Linked DNA regions of Homo sapiens: region 1 is linked to region 2. The links are chromatin loops, found by intact Hi-C in ENCODE. Cell type or tissue: CD4-positive, alpha-beta T cell. All regions are shown on one strand. Each heading gives the region's core, and the rest is flanking DNA. Links, peaks and the distances in the headings are about the cores only.

What was found. Peaks named below come from ENCODE experiments on the same cell type or tissue, not always from the same donor. Only the 100,000 strongest peaks of a DNase experiment are listed, where the experiment ranks them.
Region 1: a loop joins it to region 2, with 17 times the contacts of the local background. A loop is called at or near these places in 38 of 110 quality-filtered maps.

What each region holds. Positions count from the first base shown.
Region 1 is chr16:75,194,164-75,205,067 of GRCh38, reverse strand. It overlaps CTRB2 (chymotrypsinogen B2), which reads left to right. Exons shown (of 7, transcript NM_001025200.4): 6 at 162-295; 7 at 746-965. The coding sequence ends at 907. Among named protein-coding and RNA genes, the nearest start is that of CTRB2, 7.5 kb to the left of the region's middle. RefSeq lists enhancers at 3,492-3,571, 5,423-5,717, 6,756-7,256. In CD4-positive, alpha-beta T cell, for the core only: CTCF peaks have their summits at 5,361 and 5,561 (motif pointing left); DNase peaks (open chromatin) are centred at 3,647 and 5,527; H3K27ac peaks cover 458 bases; H3K27me3 peaks cover 407 bases.
Region 2 is chr16:75,460,724-75,471,627 of GRCh38, reverse strand. It overlaps TMEM170A (transmembrane protein 170A), which reads left to right and starts at 6,939. Exons shown (of 3, transcript NM_145254.3): 1 at 6,939-7,160. The coding sequence starts at 7,028. RefSeq lists enhancers at 6,769-7,269, 8,459-8,508 and a silencer at 6,963-7,592. In CD4-positive, alpha-beta T cell, for the core only: CTCF peaks have their summits at 6,511 and 6,720; DNase peaks (open chromatin) are centred at 6,837, 7,187, 8,167 and 8,617; H3K4me3 peaks cover 1,871 bases; H3K27ac peaks cover 658 bases.

The DNA.
Region 1 (10,904 bases), core at 1,357-9,356, 270 kb after region 2:
GGCCGAGGCCCCCTTGTCCCACAGGCGCTTCTGAGGCTCCAGGGGCCGTACCCAACATCGTGGTGATGGTGCAGGGTAGGGCAGGCGTGTCGGCCCCGGGTCTCTCCCTCCACTCTTGGCTGAGTGAGCCCAGGGGCCCTGACCCTCCTCCTGTCCTGCAGCCAACAAGACCCCTGACAAGCTGCAGCAGGCAGCCCTGCCCCTCCTGTCCAATGCCGAATGCAAGAAGTCCTGGGGCAGGAGGATCACCGACGTGATGATCTGTGCCGGGGCCAGTGGCGTCTCCTCCTGCATGGTGAGGCTGGCCCTGCCCAGGCCCTGGCCAGGCGAGCGGGGTGCAGGGGAGGTCTGGGCTTTCCACCCCTCTCTGCTCTCATCTACTAACCCCACACCCTCCTGGGGCCCAGTGAGGGCCAGGCCTTGGGGTCACAGCCGCCCATGAGGGTTCCTCCAGGCCATGCAGCTGAGGCTGCCCCTGGGGACTTCCTTGCAGCCCTGTGAGCTGGAGGTTTGGAGAGATGGATGGTGCCCCGGCTTAGAGAGGGAAGCCACCTGCCCCAGCTCCCTCCAAGAGTGCATGGCAGAGTGGGGGCTGCCATGTGAACCCAGATCTCAGGACCCCGGCACAGCCCCTATGCCCATGCTTACCATTTCTCCGCACCCCTCCCTAGACTCCACCAGGTCAGGGTCCCCTAGGCCCTGGCACCCCTTTCAGGCCTAGAGATACTTCCTCTCCTTCCTGCAGGGTGACTCTGGAGGCCCCCTGGTCTGCCAGAAGGACGGAGCCTGGACCCTGGTGGGCATTGTGTCCTGGGGCAGCCGCACCTGCTCTACCACCACGCCCGCTGTGTACGCCCGTGTCGCCAAGCTCATACCCTGGGTGCAGAAGATCCTGGCCGCCAACTGAGCCCGCAGCTCCTGCCACCCCTGCCTTAAGATTTCCCATTAAATGCATCTGTTTAGAAGCCCTGACTGCACTGCCTGTGTCTGTGTGGCCCAGGGGAGGTGGGCTTGAAGTTGTCCTTGTCACCCACAAAGGGGCAGCACTACCGTTCCCTTTCCAGGCTGCAGTTAATGTTGGCAACCCAGCCTTCTCAGGAAGCTGAGGTCTTCATATCTCTTGCCTGCTCACGGCTCCACCCTGGGTTTAGAATTTAGGCCCTACCTGCTGAAGCTAGCTTGACCCGTGGGGCTTTCTGGAAGGCAGCAGTCCTTGGCCAGGCTCTGCAATCCATAGCCCCCTGGAGTTGTCACTGGGACCACTGCTGACCCACACACTCCAGGTGCCTTTCTCTGCCTTTAGTCCCCCATGTCCAGTGCTCAGGAATGTGCATGCAAGCATCACCCCCTCCCCCGTCAGACCCCAGCCCCTCACACCTTCTGCATCCACTGCTGGGAGCTGGCGCCACTGTCCTCTCAGCTCCCACACTCTTCCCCGCCTCCCTCTCTGCATTTTCTGTGACCCTGCAGTTAGACTTTTTTTTTTTTTTTTTTTTTTTTTTTTGAGACAGAGTCTTGTTCTGCTGCCTAGGCTGGAGTGCAGTGACATCTTGGCTCACGGCAACCTCTGCCTCCTGGGTTCAAGCCATTCTTCTGCCTCAGCCTCTCAAGTAACTGGGATTATAGGCACTCACTACCACGCCCGGCTAATTGTTGTATTTTCAGTAGAGATGGGGTTTCACTATGTTGTTCAGACTGGTCTCAAATTCCTGACCTCAGGTGATCTGCCTGCCTCGGCCTCCGAAAGTGCTGGGATCATAGGCATGAGCCACCGCGCTCGGCCTCTGCAGTTAGATCTTGAGGCTTCCTCACGCTCAGCTTCCATCACTTCGGCCAGGCCATGGAGGGGGCCGGTTCCTTTCCCAGGATGTGTCCGGATTGGCGGTCTCTCTCTCTCTGGAAACTTTTAGTCTTTCCTTTAATGCAGTGAAAATTTTGTTGGAGAAAATTCTCCTGTTGTTCCACTGTCTGAAAAGATATTTATTCATTTTGATCTTGTAAAAGTTGCCTGTCACTCTGAAAAATAATTTTTGTTGAGACGTGCATGTGGGTATGTACATGGATATTTGGACTTGGAAGGTGTTTCAGTGTCTCCTGGCTTCTGTTGATTCGTGGAGAAGTCAGTGATTTACTGTTGCTTTTTAAAAAGGTTTAATGGATTTTCTTTGGATGCTTTTAAGATTTTACCTTTGATTTTCGTTGGTTTACCAAGATGCTTAGTTTCTTAGTTTCCTTGACTCAGCCTGCATGGGGTTCTTAGACAGTCTTTTTTAGAGTCTTGCTTTCTTGCCCAGGCAGGAGTGCAGAGGTTCGCTCTCAGCTCACTGTAACATCCATCTCTCAGGTTCAAGTGAGTCTCGTGTCTCGGCCTCCCAGGTAGCTTGGAGTACAGGCCTATGCTACCATGCCCGGCTAACTTATTTTATTATTTTTTTTTTGAGATGGAGTTTTGCTCTTGTTGCCCAGGCTGGAGTGCAATGGCGCTTTCTCGGCTCACTGCAACCTCCACCTCCTGGGTTCAAGAGATTCTCCTGCTTTAGCCTCTTCAGTAGCTGGCATTGTAGGCGTGAGCCCCCACACCCAGCTATTTTTTGTATTTTTAGTAGAGAGGAGGTTTCACCATGTTGGTCAGGTTGGTCTCAAACTCCTGACCTCAGGTGATCCACCCGCCTCGGCGTCCTCAAGTGCTGGGATTAGGCGTGAGCCACCGCGCCCAGCCTCTGAGTGCTTTTTATCATGAAGGGTGTTGGATCTTGTCAAAGGCCTTTTCTGCATCAATTTAAGTGATCACGTGATTTTCCCCTTTCATTCAATTAATGCATATTACGCTGATGGATTTTCTTGTTATTTCCTATAGCGCTTGGCATGCTGGGATAACTCCCACTTCATCATGGTGTATAATCCTTTTAATATGCTGTCGGGTTCAGTTTGCTAGTACTTTATTGAAGGTTTTTGCATCTATATTCATGAGAGATACTGGTTGGTAATTTTCTTCTGATGTTTTTATCTGGCTTTTGTATCAGGGTAATGCTGGCTTCCTAATCTGTATGTATCCATTTGTGATTTTTTAACATCACAAATTTAGATACTCAGCTCAGTAATTTTCAGTGTGTTCTTTTCTCATAAAAGTATTTCAGGAGGCAAGCTTTCCTCCAAACACTGCTTTCATTGTATTTTTTTTTTTTTTTTTTTTGAGATGGAGTCTTGCTCTTATGCTCAGACTAGAATGCAGTGGCATGATTTCTGCTCACTGCAACCTCTCCTGAGTTCAAGTGATTCTCCCTCCTCAGCCTCCCAAATAGCTGGGATTACAGGTGTCCACCACCATGCCTGGCTAATTTTTGTATTTTTAGTAAGAACAGGGTTTCACCATGTTGGCCAGGCTGGTCTCAAACTCCTGACCTCAACTGATCCACCTACCTCGGCTTCCTAAAGTGCTGAGATTACAGGTGTGAGCCACCACACCTGGCCTTTTTTATTGCAATTTGATACACACTTTATAGTTCTAAGTCTTTTTCATTTCCTCCCCTGTACAGTGCCTCGGCATGACCCACTTTATCCTGAGGGCACCTGCAGGCCAGGGGCAGGCACCCATTGCCCCAAAGCCCTGGAGCTGGGTCGGAAGCAGAGCAGAACCCTGGTGCTCACTTCCTGTTTTTTCCTTGCACAGCCGAGTTCACAGCCTTCTGCCTTGGGCCACAGCTCTAGCCTCCCCACGTAACCACAGGTTCCGATCTTTGCTTCTTCTCCCAGGTCTTCCTGTCTCTTGATGTTTCCCTCTAAAGATCCATCATGGGCTGGGAATGGTGGCTTACGCCTGTAATCCTAGCACTTTTGGGGGCCGAGGAGGGCAGATCATGAGGTCAGGAAATTGAGACCATCCTGGCCAACATGGTGAAACCCCATTGCTATTAAAATACAAAAATTAGCCAGGTGTGGTAGTGGGTGTCTGTAGTCCCAGCTACTCAGGAGGCTGAGGCAGGAGAATCGCTTGAACCCAGGAGGCAGAGGTTGCAGTGAGGCGAGATCTTGCCACTGCACTCCAGCCTGGTGACAGAGTGAGACTCCATCTAAAAAAAATCTATCATGGCTGGTCCTGGGGGGCAGCCAACATTCCACACTAACCCGGCATCTTGGCAGGAATGGAATGGGCTCCCTCCTGCATTTTCTACTTCACTGGCTTTCCTAATACCTTTCTCTGCCCGTGCACTGTCAGCCGTTCTGATGATGCGTCTAATAGGTTGGAATTAAGGTTATAGATGGAATTTAATTATAAGGACATGAAGAGAAATTAACTTGGAGAATGGATGTGTGAAGAGGGGAAAAGCAAAATGAGAGAGAGCTTGGGCACAGGAGTGGGATCCAAAGTCGACTATTAAAAATAGTATCAAGCCGGCCGGGCGCAGGGGCTCACACCTGTAATCCCAGCACTTTGGGAGGCAGAGGCAGGCGGATCATCTGAGGTCAGGAGTTCGAGTCCAGCCTGGCCAACATGGTGAAACCCCCATCTCTACCAAAAATACAAAAATTAGCCAGGCGTGGTGGCACATGCCTGTAATCCCAGCTACGCAGGAGGCAGAGGCACAAGAATTGCTTGAACCCAGGAGGCAAGAGGTTGCAATGAGCCAAGATGGTGCCACTGCACTCTTGCCTGGGCAACAGAGTGAGACTGTCTCAAAAAAAAAAAAAAAAGCAGAGGCGGGTGGATTGTTTGAGGCCAGGAGTTTGAGACTAGCCTGGGCAACATAGTGAGACTCCTTTAAAAAAAAGAAAAAGTAGCTGGGTGCAGCGGGTGGCACCTGTAATGTGCTGCTCAGGAGGCTGGGGCATGAGGATCACTTGAGCCCAGGAGTTCGAGGCTGCAGTGAGCTATGATCACACCACTGCACTGCAGCATGGGTGACAGAGCAAGACCCTGTCACCCTGTCTTTCTCTGTGTGTGTGTGTGTGTATTTTTTTTTCTTTTTTTGAGATGGAGTCTTACTCTGTTGCCCAGGCTGGAGTGCAGTGGTGCAATCTCAGCTCACTGCAACCTCTTCCTCCCAGGTTCAAGCAATTCTCCTGCCTCAGCCTCCTGAGTTGCTGGGATTACAGGTGCATGCCACCATGCCCAGCTAATTTTTGTATTTTTAGTGGAGACATGTATTTCACCATGTTGGTCAAGCTGGTCTCGAACTCCTGACCTCAGGCGATCCACCCACCTCGGCCTCCCAAAGTGCTGGGATTACAGGTGTGAGCCACCGCGCTGGGTGTCTCTATATATAATTAGAGCCACCGCGCCCAGTCTCTCTCTATATAATTAAGAGCCAGGTTTCTTAAGGAAACTCCCAGCTCAGTGAGGGAGAACTGCTCTTAAACACAGAGGAAATTACATGTATTTTATTATGTCAACAACCATCTACATACAAATAAATGTGAGGCGTAAGTAATATAAAAATGGAATAGCAAGCACAAACCTGGCTAAGGGACTTTTTCACTTGCTGGTGAAATCTGCGTCTGTCCCCCGCTCCACCCACCGGCCTCCCAAGAGTCTGAAAACCACCCGGTATAAGGCTGCCACCTGGTGGCCAATATGAAAACTGCATATAGCTATGCCTTACTGTTCCTAACCCAGCGTTGTTTCAAAGAAATACAAAAGAAATACAAGGCGAGCCAAATGGATGATTTTAAATTTTCTGGTAGCCCTACTGAAAAAGTAAAAAGAGGCCGGGCACGGTGGCTCACGCCTGTAATCCCAGCACCTTTGGGAGGCTGAGGCGGGCGGATCGCTTGAGCCCAGGAGTTCGAGACCAGTCTGGGCAACATAGTGAGACCCTCTTCTCTACAAAAAAAAAATGCAAAAATTAGCTGGGTGTGGTGGTGAGACCCTGTCTCTTAAAAAAAAAAAAAAAAAAAAGAGGGACTGGCGCGGTGGCTCACGCCTGTAATCCCAGCACTTTAGGGGGCCGAGACAGGCGGATCACGAGGTCAGGAGATGAGACCATCCTGGCTAACACGATGAAACCACGATGAAACCCCGTCTCTACTAAAAATACAAAACAATTAGCCGGGTGTGGTGGCGGGCACCTGTAGTCCCAGCTACTCAGGAGGCGGAGGCAGGAGAATAGCATGAACCCGGGAGGCGGAGCTTACAGTGAGCTGAGATCTCGCCACTGCACTCCAGCCTGGGCGACAGAGCAAGACTCCGTCTCAAAAAAAAAAAAAAAAGAAAAAAGAATTTTAATAATATATTTTATTTAACCCAATATATCTACATATTTCAACATGTAATCAGTATTTTAAAATTATTAATGATATATTTTACACTCTTACACTCTTTCAAACCTAGTGTGTAATTTGCACTTCCATCACATCTCCACCTGGATGCTACATTTTCATGAGAAATACTCGATCTGCATTTACATCTTGTAAAACTTACAGTTGAAAAGGTAGACTCACACCCAAATTGTCCCAAATATGCTTAAAAGCTTCCAATTATGTGTTATATTGACAAGTACAGTTAAGCAAAAGGCTGAGTTTAATCAGGGGTCGCACTTGATTTAATCTCAGCTTAAAAACAGATTCCTCCTCGGGCGGGGGTTCCCCCACCCTTGGTCTGAGTTAGACCACGTTAAACAGTGCACGCGCCTCTCCCCGCCCATCGGGTGATCTGGCTTTCTACTAACAGAAACGTCTGGAGCAGTCGCAAGAGAATCCTGTCTCGGACCAGCCTGCATCTGTACCTAATCTAGTGGTTGCGTGATTAGCCACCCAGATTCCCTCCAGGACTGCAGGCCGACCTCCCCACGCGCTGCTGTGGACAGCAGACAGTCCGCAGCTGCCGTCCTCTTTGGGAGTTTCCTCAGCTGAAGAGCATCATCTTGACCTCGGGTCCTGCCTCCTTTCTGGGCAGCTGCATCCAGTGATTGGTCAGTAGGGTTTTTTAAAGGTCCAGTCTTTTCACCCAAACTTGGGACGATGTTGAGGCTCTATCTTCCTCTGCCCAACATTGCTCTTTCCCTACCCCTACGAGTCTTCGGTTCCAAAGGTATTGCTCCTGGGGTACCAGTAAACTTCTGTGTGGTCATCTTTATCTCAGAGTCTACTTCCTGTGGGGAGCTCCAGCTATGATCGTGTGTGCCGGGAGTGAGCTGCAAAATGCGGATGCTGAGGTGGGATTCTGGAGCTGGACTGCTGACTACCAGGCTGGCAGTGAGGACCTCTTCATGGTTGGTAGAGGAAGCGTAGATAGGTCGGGCACACGGTAGCAATGAGGTTGTGAAAGCTTCCACTGCTGATGAAATGCAATGGTATTCTGGGGAACACTATCCACTAGTGGGTGCCCTGTGTCAGGAGTTTGAGGTATGAGGGGAGAGAATACCTATAGAACGTAGGGCCAGGAGCAGCGGCTCGCGCCTGCAATCCCAGCACTTTGGGAGGCTGAGGTAAGAGAATTGCTGGAGCCTAAGAGTTCAAGACCAGCTTGGGCAACATAGCAAGACCCACGTCCCCATAAAAAATAAAAATTAGCCAGGTGTGGTGGTGTAGTCCCTGCTACTTGGGAGGCTGAGGCAGAAGGATCTCTTGAGCCTGGGAGGTCGAGGTTGCAGTGAGCTGTGATGATGCCGCTGCACTTCAGCCTGGGTGACAGAGCAAGACCCTGTCTCACAAACCCAAAAACCACAGTTAAACTAGGTGGTTGCTGCTAAACACAAAGACTTTGGGAAATGACAAAAGCTGAGAATGATTAACAGGCAATTAACAGCTAAGGGTGAAAGCCACCTTAGGAACACATAAAGAGGTTTTTATCTCTTGCAGCTGCAAGGTAGAGAAAGCTGAGGACTAGACCCAGGATTTAGTTGTAAGATCAGCCAAGCTCCCAAGAAGGTTAAATGCTCCACCTAGACAGGCTGCTGTGCCAGATGCAGGGCTCTGATGCATGAGATGCAGACATCTGGGTTGATGTACTCCCAAAACCTCAAATCCCCCGAGCCCGTAAGCCCGGAGTGCACAGAAGTGGCCCCACTCTTCCCACCGGGGCGAGAGTACCTTCCTCACAGGAGACGGAGGCTTCCCTCCTGCAGGACATTAACCCCAGCATCTCTCTCCTTTCCAGTCCTGGCCATGATGGCACCAGGCCTGGTAAGAGAGGAAAAGGACCTTGTACCAAGGGAGCTGCAGAATGGAGCCAAAAAGCGCTTGCAGGGACGGGGCACACGTGATGAGAACTGGGTGCTGAGAGAGCTGAACCAAGGGGAAAGCCCATGAAGCTGGAGAAAGGTGGGGGTATCAGTTCGGGAGGACTCTCCTAGGATACAGGACTTAATGCCTTGCTCAGGACCCTAGGGAATGGGCCACCGTGCTGCCGGATGGCTCCTAGAAGCAGGCAGAAGGCAGAGCACACTAAGCAAAGGAGAGGTGCTGGCGCTGCTATAAGATGGTGGAAAGAGGCGTTAAAAGGCTCAGAGGTGGGCAGTTGTGTGGACAAGCCCTGTGAGGCAGAACGCCCATGGGAAGGCCCGGAAGATTCATTCGTCTACGAAAGCAGGAATGTGACCATGCTGGTGAGAGGGCAGGCACAGCTAAGCTCATGGGGTGCTCCCCTCTAGAAGTCAGGGAGAAGGTGGGAGATGCTGCTATGGAACAGGCTGCTGGGCAGTGAGGGTGCTGGGAGCCTGAGATCATAAGACCAGGCAATGCCGACAGCTGGGGGCCTGCCCTGTGGCCCTATGGAGATGCCTAAGAGTTGGTCACACGGGCAAAACCAATGGCATTGCTCAAACTGTGCAAGCAGAGTCATGATGGGTGACGGGGGCTGGGTGGCCTCCATGAAACCATCTGGCTTTCTGTGGCACCGGAAGTTTGTCTCGGGCTGCTTTTCCCTTGACCTGAGGCTGGTGCTGCCCCTGTGTGCTCCCACAGGGCACCTGAGCTTCCTCTGTTGGAAACTAATTACTCCCAGTTGGACTCATCTGTTCACCCGACAGTCTTCAAGCTCGATGGTGGGCTTCGAGGCAGGAGCTGTTTCTCAGTGTCTCGTGAAGCAATAAGCTTAATCGCCCACAGGGCTTCTCCGAGTGCGAGCACCTGGGGAACCTTGTTAGCAATGCAGATTCCCAGGCTCCACGCCAGCGTACAGATTCAGAAATGGCATGGACAGGGCCCGGCCTTTAGTGTATTATACCTTCCAGGTGATTCTGATGCATGCTCAAGTGTAAGAATCTGATACACAGGAGTTCAGCAGCTGCTGGGAGAATGAGTCCCCGGGGTAGAGGGATGGGAAGGATATATTAAAAAAGAGAGGAGGTTAAGAGAAACGTCACCTCATTTTTGACCAGTAGTGGGGAAGTATTAGCTCAGGGAAGGCAGCACAGCTGTGAAGCTGTGTCACATCTGAAGACTGCTCCCTGGTAGGAGTCGGAATGCTGCCATGGAACATGCCAGAAGGTAGGAAATACAGTATCCGTTAAAGACCTTAGGTTTTAGGATCTGCAACTCTGGGTCCAAATCCTTTCTCTGCCATGGACCTGTCCCCATTCTATCCATTCCTGCTTCGCAGCCCCACCGAGGTCTGGGCTGTCTTTACCTTGGGCAAATCTTTCATTTTTTTTTCCAGAGACAGCGTCTTGCTCTGTTACCCAGGCTGGAGTACAGTGGTGCTATCATAGCTCACTGCAGCCTCAAACTCCTGGGCTCAAGCAATCCTCCCATCTCAGCCTCCTGAGTAGTTGGAACTCCGTGCACACACCACCATGCCTAGCTAGTTTTTCTGTTAAACTTTTTCTGAAGAGATGGGGTCTGGCGATGTTGCCCAGGCTGGACTAGAACTCCTGGCCCCAAGTAATCCTGGTGCCCCAGCCTCCAAAATTGCTGGGATTATAGGTATGACCCACTGTGCCCAGTCCACCTGTGTCTTTATATTTAAAATGACTCTTGTACTACATATAATTTGGCTTTGCCTTTGAATCTTTATCCCTTTGACAATTTCTGCGTTTTATTATGGTTGTTTTAGGTCTACCATTTTACTCTTCACTTTGTTCTCCCACTCCCTCCCCTATTTTGGCTCCTCTTCTTTCTTGCCCTCTTTTGTGTTAAAAATACTTTTTTTTGAGAGAAGTCTTGCTCTGTCACCCAGGCTGGAGTGTAGTGGCATGATCTTGGCTCACTGCAACCTCCGCCTCCTAGGTTCAAGCAATTCTCCTGCCTCAGCCTTCTGAGTAGCTGAAATGACAGGCACCCACCACCACTCCCAGCTAATTTTTGTATTTTTAGTAGAGATGGGGTTTCATGTTGGCCAGGCTGGTCTTGAACTCCTGACCTCAAGTGATCTGCCTGCCTGTCTCGGCCTCCCGAAGTGCTGGGATTGCAGGTGTGAGCCACTGCACTGGGCCTAAAAATGTTTGATTTCAGTTTTAATTTATCTACTAGTGTTTTGGATATACTGTTCCTTTTTTTCTTCAGTGGTTGCTCTAATACAGCCTTAACTTCTCGTATTCTTAGTATTGTAGCACATCACGCACCTTGAAAATTCTTTAACCTCTCTGAACTTCAGTTACTTCATTTATAAGACGAGAATGGTGACTTTCTCTCATGGGTTATCTGACTGCCGAATGAGAGAACTCAAGCCGCGTACACGGCCAAGGGCAGAAAAGCAATGCCTGTTGACTGTCATGGCTGATCCTAGTCCCGTCACTACTGTCAGAATGTGGTTCCAGTCATCAGCACTGGGCCTCCTGAGACCACACGGAGCCACCACTGAGCATCCCCAGCGGCTGACCCACTGCAGGGGGTCATTTGTCTACCTGCTGTGATCACCCATTCTGCTAAATGGCTGCCCCTCAGAGACACTGGTGTCTCACCAGGGCACCCCTCAGCTGCCCTTTCCTTGCCCAGGCCTGGCCATCCTGTGCCCCTTCTGCAGGCTG
Region 2 (10,904 bases), core at 1,830-9,829:
CCAAGGTGGGCAGATTGCGTGAGCTCAGGAGTTCGAGACCAGCCTGGGCAACTTGGCGAAACCCTGTCCCTACTAAAAAAAATACAAAAACGTAGCCAAGCGTGGTGGTATGTGCCTGAAATTCCAGCTACTTGGGAGGCTGAGGCATGAGAATTGCTTGAACCCAGGAGGTAGAGGTTGCAGTGAGCCAAGATCGCCCCACTGCACTCCAGCCTGGGTAATAGAGCGAGACTCTGTCTCAAACAAACAAAAAACGAAAGAACCAGAGCTAAAGTCTTGATGAAATGGAAAGGATTGGCCTACTATCCATTTTTCCAAGATGGCAATTCATTCCAGCCAATCGAGCATTTTCTCCTTTGGGAGTAAGACCAGAAAACCTGGCCTGTCCTGCAAGTCTTGTGTTATTCTGCTCCCAGTCCTCAAGAACTCCACTCATTCATTCAACACACATTATGGGTTGAGCACCAACCAGGCACTGGGCTATTATAGGAGCTGGAGATACAGCAGGACCAAAAACAGACAAAAAGCAAAAACCCCTGCCCTAGGCTGGGTGCAGTGGTTCACACCTCTAATCTCAGCCCTTAGTGAGGCCGAGGCAGGTGGATCACCTGAGGTCAGGAGTTCAAGACCAGCCTGACCCATATGGTGAAACCCAGTCTCTACTAAAAATATAAAAATTAGCTGGGCATCGTGGCATGCACCTGTAGTCCCAGCTACTCAGGAGGCTGAGGCAGGAGAATTGCTTGAACCCGGGAGGCGGAGGTTGAATTGAGCCGAGATGGCGCCAAAGGACTCCAACCTGGGCGACAGAGCGAGACTCCATCTCAAAAACAAACAAAACAAAACAAAACAAAACAAAAACCAGCCAGGCGCAGTGGCTCACGCCTGTAATCCCAGCACTTTGGGAGGCCGAGGCAGGCAGATCATGAGGTCAGGAGTTCGAGACCAGCCTGGCCAACATGGTGAAACCCCATCTCTACTAAAAATACAAAAATTAGCCAGGCGTGGTGGTGGTGGTGCACGCTTGTAATCCCAGCTAATCAGGAGGCTGAGGCAGGAGAATCGCTTAAACCTGGGAGGCGGAGGTTGCAGTGAGCTGAGATCGCGCCACTGCACTCCAGCCTGGGCGATAGAGTGTGACTCTCTCAAACAACAACAACAACAACCCTGCCCTTCAGGAACTTGCATTCTGATGGTGGGGAGATAGCTGATGAATAAGCTTAATAAATGGCTACATTATTTAGCATATTAGAAAGTGCCAAGGATTAAAGTAGAGAAGGATCGGGGGATGAGGAATATATGTGTGTAGAGGTGTGAGTTGTAATTTTTAATGGGGTGATCAGGGTAGGTCTCAGTGAGAAAGCGACATTTGAGGAAAGTCTTACAGGAGGTGAGGGAGTATGTTAAGGGCAATCATGGGTAGCCTGTCTGGGAGCAGGAAAGAGCTAACACAAAAGCCCTAAGGAGGGGAGGCATCTGGCTTGTTGAAAGAGCAGCAAGGGGCCAGGGGGTCTGGTGTGCTGGACCGCCTCCTTGGCTTCCTTAGACAGGGCCCAGGAAACCTCCATTTTCTGAGTCCTGCAAGGCTAAATGTCTTTTTTTAACCTGTCAATTCATAAATGAACTAAAGATCGAATTCTAAATTCAAAATAATGTTTCCTAATGTAATACATAATTGATTATGTAACCCTACAATAATTGATTTCTTCCACTTTTTTTTTTTTTTTTTTTTGAGACGGAGTCTCGCTCTGTTGCCCAGGCTGGAGTGCAGTGGCGCGATCTCTGCTCACTGCAAGCTCCACCTCCCGGGTTCACGCCATTCTCCTGCCTCAGCCTCTCCGGTAGCTGGGATTACAGGCGCCCACCACCACGCCCAGCTGATTTTTTTTTTTTTTTTTTTTTTTTGAGACAGAGTCTCATTTTGTTGCCCAGACTGGAGTGCAATGGCACGATCTCGGCTCCTGCAACCTCTGCCTCCCGGGTTCAAGTAATTCTCCTGTCTCAGCCTCCCAAGTAGCTGGGATTACAGGCGCATGCCACCAGGCCCGGCTAATTTTTGTATTTTTAGTAGAGATGGGGTTTCACCATGTTGGTCAGGCTGTTCTGGAACTCCTGACCTCGTGATCTGCCTGCCTCGGCCTCCCAAAGTGCTGGGATTACAGGTGTGACCTACCACACCTGGCCCTTTTTCTTTTTTTTTTTTTTTTTTTGAGACAGAGTCTTGCTCTGTCGCCCAGGTTGGAGTGCAATGGTGCGATCTCGGCTCACCGCAACCTCCACCTCCCAGGTTCAAGCAATTCTCCTGCCTCAGCCTCCTGAGTAGCTGGGATTACAGGCACATGCCACCATGCCCGGCTAATTTTTGTATTTTTAGTAAAGACGGGGTTTCACCATGTTGGTCAGGTTGGTCTCAAACTCCTGACCTCGTGATCCACCCGCCGCAGCCTCCCAAAGTGCTGGGATTACAGGCATGAGCCACCACGCCCAGCGGTTTCTTCCACTTCTAATAGACTCTGCTAGTCTGGGAAATGTACCAAAAAGACAGCATGGTTAAAAGGTCAGTATTTCCTGACCCTTTTTATACTTCCTATTTTTATTTTAGATAGGTTTCTTGGTTGATGCAAAACGCCAATTGTAGTGGTAGGGAACTGGCAGGAGGAAGCTTCCTAAACGGAGGTTTCAAGAGAGACTTCTGTTTCTTTTTTTTTTTTTTTTTTTTTTTGAGACGGAGTCTCGCTCTGTCGCCCAGGATTGAGTGCAGTGGCGCAATCTCAGCTCACTGCAAGCTCCACCTCCTGGGTTCACACCATTCTCCTGCCTCAGCCTCCCGAGTAGTTGAGACTACAGGCACCTGCCACCACGCCCGGCTAATTTTTTTGTATTTTCAGTAGAGACGGGGTTTCACCGTGTTAGCCAGGGATGGTCTCGATCTCCTGACCTCGTGATCCGCCCGTCTCTGCCTCCCAAAGTGCTGGGATTACAGGTGTGAGCCACCACGCCCGGCCTTTTTTCTTTTTGAGATGGAGTCTGGCTTTGTTGCCCACGCTGGAGTGCAGTGGCTCCCGGGTTCAAGCAATGCTCTTACCTCAGCCTCCTGAGTAACTGGGACTACAGTCACACACCACCATTCCCAGTTAATTTTTTCTATTTTAGTAGAGATGGGGTTTCACCATGTTGCTCAGGTTGGTCTGGAACTCCTGAGCTCAGACAATTTGCCTGCTTCAGCCTCCCAAAGTGCCAGAATTACAGGTGTGAGCCACCGCGCCCGGCTCAGGAGAAAATTCTAATAAACAGTCTTGCTAATGTTCTTGAATTAAGAGGAAAATATGGGTTGGGTGTGGTGGCTTATGCCTGTAATCCCAGCACTTTGGGAGGTCGAGGTGGGTGGATCACGAAGTCAGGGGTTCGAGACCAGCCTGGCCAAGATGGCAAAACCCTGTCTCTACTAAAAATACAAAAATTAGCAGAGCATGGTGGTGGGCACCTGTAATCCCAGCTACTCAGGAGGCTGAGGCAGGAGAATTGCTTGAACCTGGGAGGCGGAGGTTGCAATGAACTGAGATCGTGCCATTGATCTCCAGCCTGGGTGACTGAGCAAGATTCTGTCTCAAACAAACAAACAAACAAACAAAAATGGAAAATATGTATTTTGCACACAATACTTTTGAGTGTAAAATAGGTTAATGACCGGGTGCAGTGGCTTACATCTGTAATCCCAGAACTTTGGGAGGCCAAGGCGGGAGGATTGCTTGAGCCCACAAGTTTGAGACCAGCCTGGGCAACATAGTGAGACCCTGTCTCTTAAAAAAATTTAAAAACAAAAAAGCTTTAAAAAAAATCATTTTCTCTGCAAATACTGAAGGTGTTGGTACATTGTCATCCAGCCTTCTTCTTCATTTGGCTACTGAACCATTTGATTCTCATTTCTTTGTAGGTGACCTATAGATTCCCTCTGTTTTAGGAATTTCTTTTTTATTTCTTTCTTTTTTTTTGAGATGGAGTTTTGCCCTTGTTGCCCAGGCTGAAGTGCAATGGCAAGATCTCGGCTCACTGCAACCTCTTCCTCCCAGGTTCAAGTGATTCCCCCGCCTCAGCCTCTTGAGTAGCTGGGATTACAGGCACCCGCCACCACGCTCGGCTAATTTTTGTATTTTTAGTAGAGACAGTCTTCACCATGTTGGCCAGGTTGGCCTCCAACTCCTGACCTGGTGATCCACCCACCTTGGCCTCCCAAAGTGTTGGGATTTCAGGCGTGAGCCACTGTGCTTGGTAGAATTTCTTATTTCTATCTTTTTCTTCTTGTTCTATTTATTTTTCTTTTCCTTTCTTTATTATGATTAATTTGGTGGAGCAACACCATTTATTTCCAGGGCCAGCATTGGATATAGCACAATTATGGAAAAAGGCTGTCAGCCACTGTCACAAAAAAATCCTACAGAATCTGAAATGCCAACAAGAAGTCTAGCTGCGCCAGAAAATACCTGTGAATCACAGGTTTTTCCATTTCAACTTATATGACAAAAAGTTTCAGCTTTAATTATTTACTAAATTCCTGAGCCATCTTTAAATTCTTGTGGGGTTTTTTGTTTGTTTATTTGTGTGTTTGTTTTTTGAGACAGGGCCTTCTTCTGTTGCCCAGGCTGGAGTACAATGGAGCAATGATAGCTCACTGCAGCCTTGACCTCTGGGGCTCAAGGGATCCTCCCACCTCAGCCTCTGGAGTTAGCTGGGACTATAGGTGTGTGCCACTACACCCGACTAATTTTTGAATTTTTAGTAGAGACAAGGTTTACCTATGTTGCCCAGGCTGGTCTCAAACTCCTGGGCTCAAGCAATCCTGCAGCCTTGGCCTCCCAAAAGTGTTGGGTTTACAGGCATGAGCCACCTTGCTTGGCAGATCGGTGAATTGGTCACTTTTTAAAAAGATTTTAAAAGGTATGATTTATGTAGCATAAAATTCATTTATTTTAACTGTACAATTCAATGATTTTTAAAGAAGTTTTCAGGCTGGGCACGGTGGCTCACGCCTGTAATCCCAGCACTTTGGGAGGCCAAGGTAGATGGATCACCTGACGTCAGGAGTTTGAGACAAACCTGACCAATATGGTGAAATTCCATCTCTGCTAAAAATACAAAAATTACCTGGGCATGGTGGCACGGAGCTATAATCCCAGCTACTTGGGAGGCTGAGGCAGGAGAATTGCTTGAACCCGGGAGGCGAAGGTTGCAGTGAGCCGAGATTGCGCCACTACACTCCACTCCACTCCAGCCTGGACGACAGAAAAAGACTGCGTCTCAAAAAAAAAAAAAAAAAAAAAAAAAAAAAAAAAAAATTTACCAGTCAGGTGCAGTGGCTCACGCCTGTAATCCCAGCACTTTGGGAGGCCAAGGCAGGTGGATCGCTTGAGGTCAGGAACGAGACCAACATGGATAACATGGCAAAACCCTATCTCTACTCAAAATACAAAAATTAGCTGGGCCTGGTGGCACGCGCCTGGAATCCCAGCTACTGGGGAGGCTGAGGCAGGAGAATCGCTTGAACCAGGGAGGCGGAGGTTGCGGTGAGCTGAGATTTCGCCACTGCACTCCAGCCTGGGCAACAAAGTGAGACTCTGTCTCAAAACAAACCAACCAACCAAACAAAAACATTATTATTCGTCACAAGCCTCTTCATCACCTGGAACCTTGTGGACATTACTTATCCTTGGTAACTTCCCTTCCAGAACACTATTGTTAATGGCTGCTATGGTCTGAACGTGTTCCCCCAAATTCATGTCCTGAAACTTCGTGGGAATGCGATAGTACTGAGAGGAGGGGCCTTTAGGAGACGATTAAGTCAGAAGAGTGGAGCCCCCGTTATGGGATTAGGACCCTTATAAAAGGGATTTGGAGAGTGGGCTCCCTTTGTTACCGTGTGAGGACGCCCGGGCGGTGCTATCAGTGAGGAACGGGCCGTCCTTAGACATGGAACCTGCTGCGACCTTGATCTTGGACCTCCCAGCTTCCAGAACTGTGAGAAAATAAATTTCTGTTCTTAATAAATTGCCCACTCTCAGGTACTTTGTTACAGCAGTGCAAACAAACTGAACATTAGCTTATTCCTTTTTACGATTTCTCTGCCTTCATTTTAACAGGCTTTCTGAAGGGAGGTGAGACAAAAATGTGTGATCCACGAGGACAGGAAATCGAGACCATCCTGGCTAACACGATGAAATCCCGCCTCTACTAAAAATACAAAAAATTAGCCGGGCGTGGTGGCGGGCGCCTGTAGTCCCAGCTACTCGGGAGGCTGAGGCAGGAGAATGGTGTGAACCCGGGAGGCAGAGCTTGCAGTGAGCAGAGATCGCGCGGCCGCACTCCAGCCTGGGTCACAGAGGGAGACTCCGTCTCAAAAAAAAGAAAAAAGTGTGATCTAATTTTATTGCTCTGAACCGAATCTCTGTACATTTTATTTTATTTAAAACTAAGTCGAGCTCTATAGAGGCTACATAGCCTCCCTCCCATTCTGGTCCCACACCAGACTTTGCATGGGCTCTTTCTACTATCAGCTTTAAATAGAGAACGTTCTTGTTCTGTTCATGAAGGTTTCATAAATGCTGGAGTCCAGTCATAACTAGAACTTTACATATCCGTTCCATCACTGTATTTTTCCAGATCCCTGGTAACTCCATAGCGCGGCTCTGTTGGGGCGCATGCAATTCCCTACTTTCTCACAGGGGGCGCTGCAGAGAAGGGCAGAGCAGAGCGCGCGGTCCCAGAGCGCGCCGTCCAGGAGGGGGCGCGTCCGTGGGGCTGTGTCTCTGCGAGCCCTGCGCAACGTTGGGGGCGGGAACAACCCTGGCCCTGCGCCCGAGCGCTGCGGCGCCTTGTGATTGGAGGAGGCAACGGTCACTTGGCAGCGCCGTTGGGATTGGGGGAAGAGGACCCCGGCTGGAGGTGACGCTGAGGCGGCGAGGGTGAGTCGGCGCCGGCCGCTACCGCACTTCGGGCGCTCGTCCCTCATTTCTCTGTGGTGAATGGCGACGGGATGGAGCGCGAGGGGAGCGGCGGCAGCGGCGGGTCGGCCGGGCTCCTGCAGCAGATCCTGAGCCTGAAGGTTGTGCCGCGGGTGGGCAACGGGACCCTGTGCCCCAACTCTACTTCCCTCTGCTCCTTCCCAGGTACGGCCCGCCCCGCGCCTGCGCACTGCGCGCCCCGCCGTCGCCGCTGCCGTGCTGTGGGCGCCCCGAGTCTGGGCGGGGTCCCGGGTGCGCAGCCTGCTGGCGGCGTGGGCGCTGTCCTCCGGGAGGGGGGCCGTGCTGCTCGCCCGGAGCCCCTTTCCCCATCACTTCTTCGGCGGTCCCTGAGGCGGAGCCCCGGAGTCCCGCTGGGCGTGAGATGCAGAGAGCGGCCGCAGGTGGGCCCGGGGCTGGAGGGCGCTCGGCCGCCACCCGAGCGGGTCTTGGCCTTGAGCTTCCGAGCGCCTCAGGTTCAGAGCTGCACCCCACGAGCCCGGGAGGCTGTGGTCCCCGCCCTGCCTGGGTTGCCCCACGGCGCCCGGCCTCCTTCGAGGGGTCTCGGAGCGGCCCGGCCGCGCTGAGGAGTCAGAGCTCGCGCTCCCCTTGCCCCGGGGCTGCAGCCCGGCCCCTCCGCGCAGGCGCTCGTTCGCTGATCGCGGGCGCCTGGGGCTAAATCCTCCCCCTCCGAGACCCGCTCCGCTTTCTAGGAATCTTTCCCAGACCTGGTGCCACCTGTTGCTGGGTCTCCCACTAAGCCTTCGAGATCTTTGGCACAGCTTCCTTTGAACTCTTCCTCCCCGCTGCGGCTTGAGCTGGGCCTGCTAGGAGGGTTGCTCAGAATTCTAATGCCAGGAAGAGCGCTCCGTGCCCTGAAAGCTGGAGGGAGGAGAGAGGACTTCACTTGGGAAGGAGGAGAAAAGCTTTGAGGGGAGGCACAGTTATTTGTGTGGTCCTTGAAAGGCAAGAAGACTAGAGCCCGTGGCCCTGGAAGGGGAGGTGGGGCTCCCAGCAGAGGGGACTGAGGTCTTCATAAACAATGAGGGACCAGAGCAGAGGGAAGGAGGACGAGATTCCAGACTCTAGTTCCAAACAAGGCACCTGTGATTTCTCATCCCCTGGGCAGCGACTGCCAGGCGCCGTTCAGCGGACACCTGGGACTTGCAGTGTTATGTGCCCAGGGATTTTCCCGGACGGGATTGTGAAGTAGCGGGTAAGGTCATCAGGCAGGTTGGGGTCAGATGCAGATGTTCGCTTGTGGTCATTCCTGAAATGAGAATCTGGCAGCTCACGTTATTTCAGAAGGTGCTAGGATCACTTTTGACAGTGATATCAAAAAATTGATGGTATTCTGGTGACCCTGTGTGATACATGAAATGTTCGTGCAATCTGGAGGCACTACTGGGACCAGATTAATCTTTGTTTCCTTAATTTTCCCCTTTCCTGAAAAATGTCAAGCCTGCCAAACAGTTGAGAGAACAGTATAACAAATACCCATGTACCCTTTACTTAGACTCAGTAATATTTTGATTCTTTGGCTTTCTGTTTCTCTTTCTCTCTCTCTGCTCTCTTTCTCTCTCTCTATATATATAACCACATGTATTACATACGTATCACACTTAGATGTAGGTCACATGTCCCATTTCAACTCGAGTCATTCAATAGGAAGTTGCAGAAGTCATAACACTTGCTTGATGCCTGATAATCTTAACATGTATCTTCTAAAAACCATTTTCTATCCATGAAACCATATCACATCCAAGAAACTGAACATCATAGAATAATGTTACCTAATGTGTGGGCCTTGTTTACATTTCCCCAATTGTCCACATAGATTTTTTTCCTTAAAAAAATATATATATTCCATGATCTAAGGTTCACACATTGCATTAAGTTGTCCGTCTCTTTAGTTTCATTTAGCTAAAACAGTTACTTCCTTGTTTGAATTTTTTAAGATGGACATTTTGGAAGAGTCCATGTGAATTGTTGTATAGACTGTTTTACAATCTAGGTTCATTAGATGGTCTTCATGATTAGATTTAGATTAAACATTTTTGGTCAGAACGCTACCTACCTAGGTGACGTCCACTCACCAGTACATCACATCAAGAGACACTGAATGTCAGCCTGGCTCAGTGGCTCACACCTGTAATCCCAGCACTTTGGGAGGCTGAGGCAGGCGTATCACCTGAAGTCAGGAGTTCAAGACCAGCCTGGCCAACATGGCAAAACCTTGTCTCTACTAAAAAGTCAGGCGTAGTGGTGTGTGCCTGTAATCCCAGCTACTGGGGAGGCTGAGGCACGAGAATCTCTTGAACCCAGGAGGCAGAGGTTGCAGTGAGCCAAGATTGCGCCACTGCACTTTAGCCTGGGTGACAGAGCGAGGCTTTGTCTCAACAAAAAAAGAGACATTGAATGTCAATTTGTATCTTCATTGATAATACTAAGTTTGATCATTTGGTGAAGATGGTGTCTATGAAAACTCTACTGTAAGGGTATCTGCATCCTCTCTTTACTACCAAGTTTGATCATTTGGTGAAGATGATGTCTATCAGAACTCTCTACTGTAAGGGTTCCTGCATCCTCTGTTAATTAAACGTCATATGTAGGGTCATAAGTTGGAACTGAATAGTCTGTTGAGTCTCTGGCTTTTAGTTCCCTTTCATTAAGAAAAGATTGAGATAAGTGGATTTGGGATAGGTTTAATACATCACAGTAGGTAATCTGTAGCCATGTGAATTGTTTTACTTTCAGAACTTTTTTCTGAAAATATTAAACTTCAGTATGTTCTTGAGTTTATGATTACTGTTATGGGTATGTAACTTGTGATGTCGATTACCAGAGATCGTTTATTCAGTAAGTATACATTTGGCCAAGTGCCAACTCTGGTCTGGTGTTATGAGCAGGTATGAGGCATAGCCCTTGACCCCAAGTAGATCAGAATTTGGTAGTAAACACATAACCTCCCTGCTGTGTCTCATCTTTGGCAGGAATAATGGGTGTAATAAATACATGAAGTTATATCCTATTTGAGACACCAAAATCTGCTTAACAGGAGTTGCATTCATTGTCCTGAATCTGTTGTATTGATATTTTGGCCCCACAGAAAAGGTTACTTGCAGTGTATGCCAACTCATTATGGCAGAATCATTGTTCTGAAGTATTCTGACATATTTATGTATACCAGGAAGTACTGAATTGATTTTTTCTTTATTACCTGTATTTGCAGTTTAGCCATTTACCTACGGAGGGTTAGGTAGACATCTAAATGACTAAATTGGCCGGTTGCCGTGGCTCACGCCTGTAATCCCAGCACTTTGGGAGGCCGAAGCGGGCGGATCATCTAAGGTCAGGAGTTCAAGACTAGCCTGGCCAACGTGGTGACACCCCATCTCTACTAAAAATACAAAAATTTGCGGGGCGTGGTGGTGCATGCCTGTAATTCCAGCTACTCGGGAGGCTGAGGCAGGAGAATCGCTTGAACCTGGGAGGGGGAGGTTGCAGTGAGCTGACATCATGCCACTGCACTCCAGCCTGGGCCACAGAGCGAGACTGTCTCAAAAATAAATAAATGAGTATAAGTAAATGGCTAAACTGCAAATGCAGTTTAAAATTTTTTCCTTTATTGTTGTCATTTTTAACAAACCTCAAAACCAAGAAACTGAGATCTTTATCTTGTATCAAGAATGACATTCATCTTCAGAAGATACAGATTTCACTAAATCAGTGTCAAATTAGATCTAGTGATAATTAAAAACCCAGTAATGTTTTTGTGTCATCCTTGCAGGAATCAAGACTGGTCACACTTGGACCAGTCATTTATTCATTCACTCAAAAAATATTTGCTCAGTGTTGATTGTGTGCCTGTTGTTTTCTAGGCACCAAGTCAAGATGCCATAGTAACAAAGC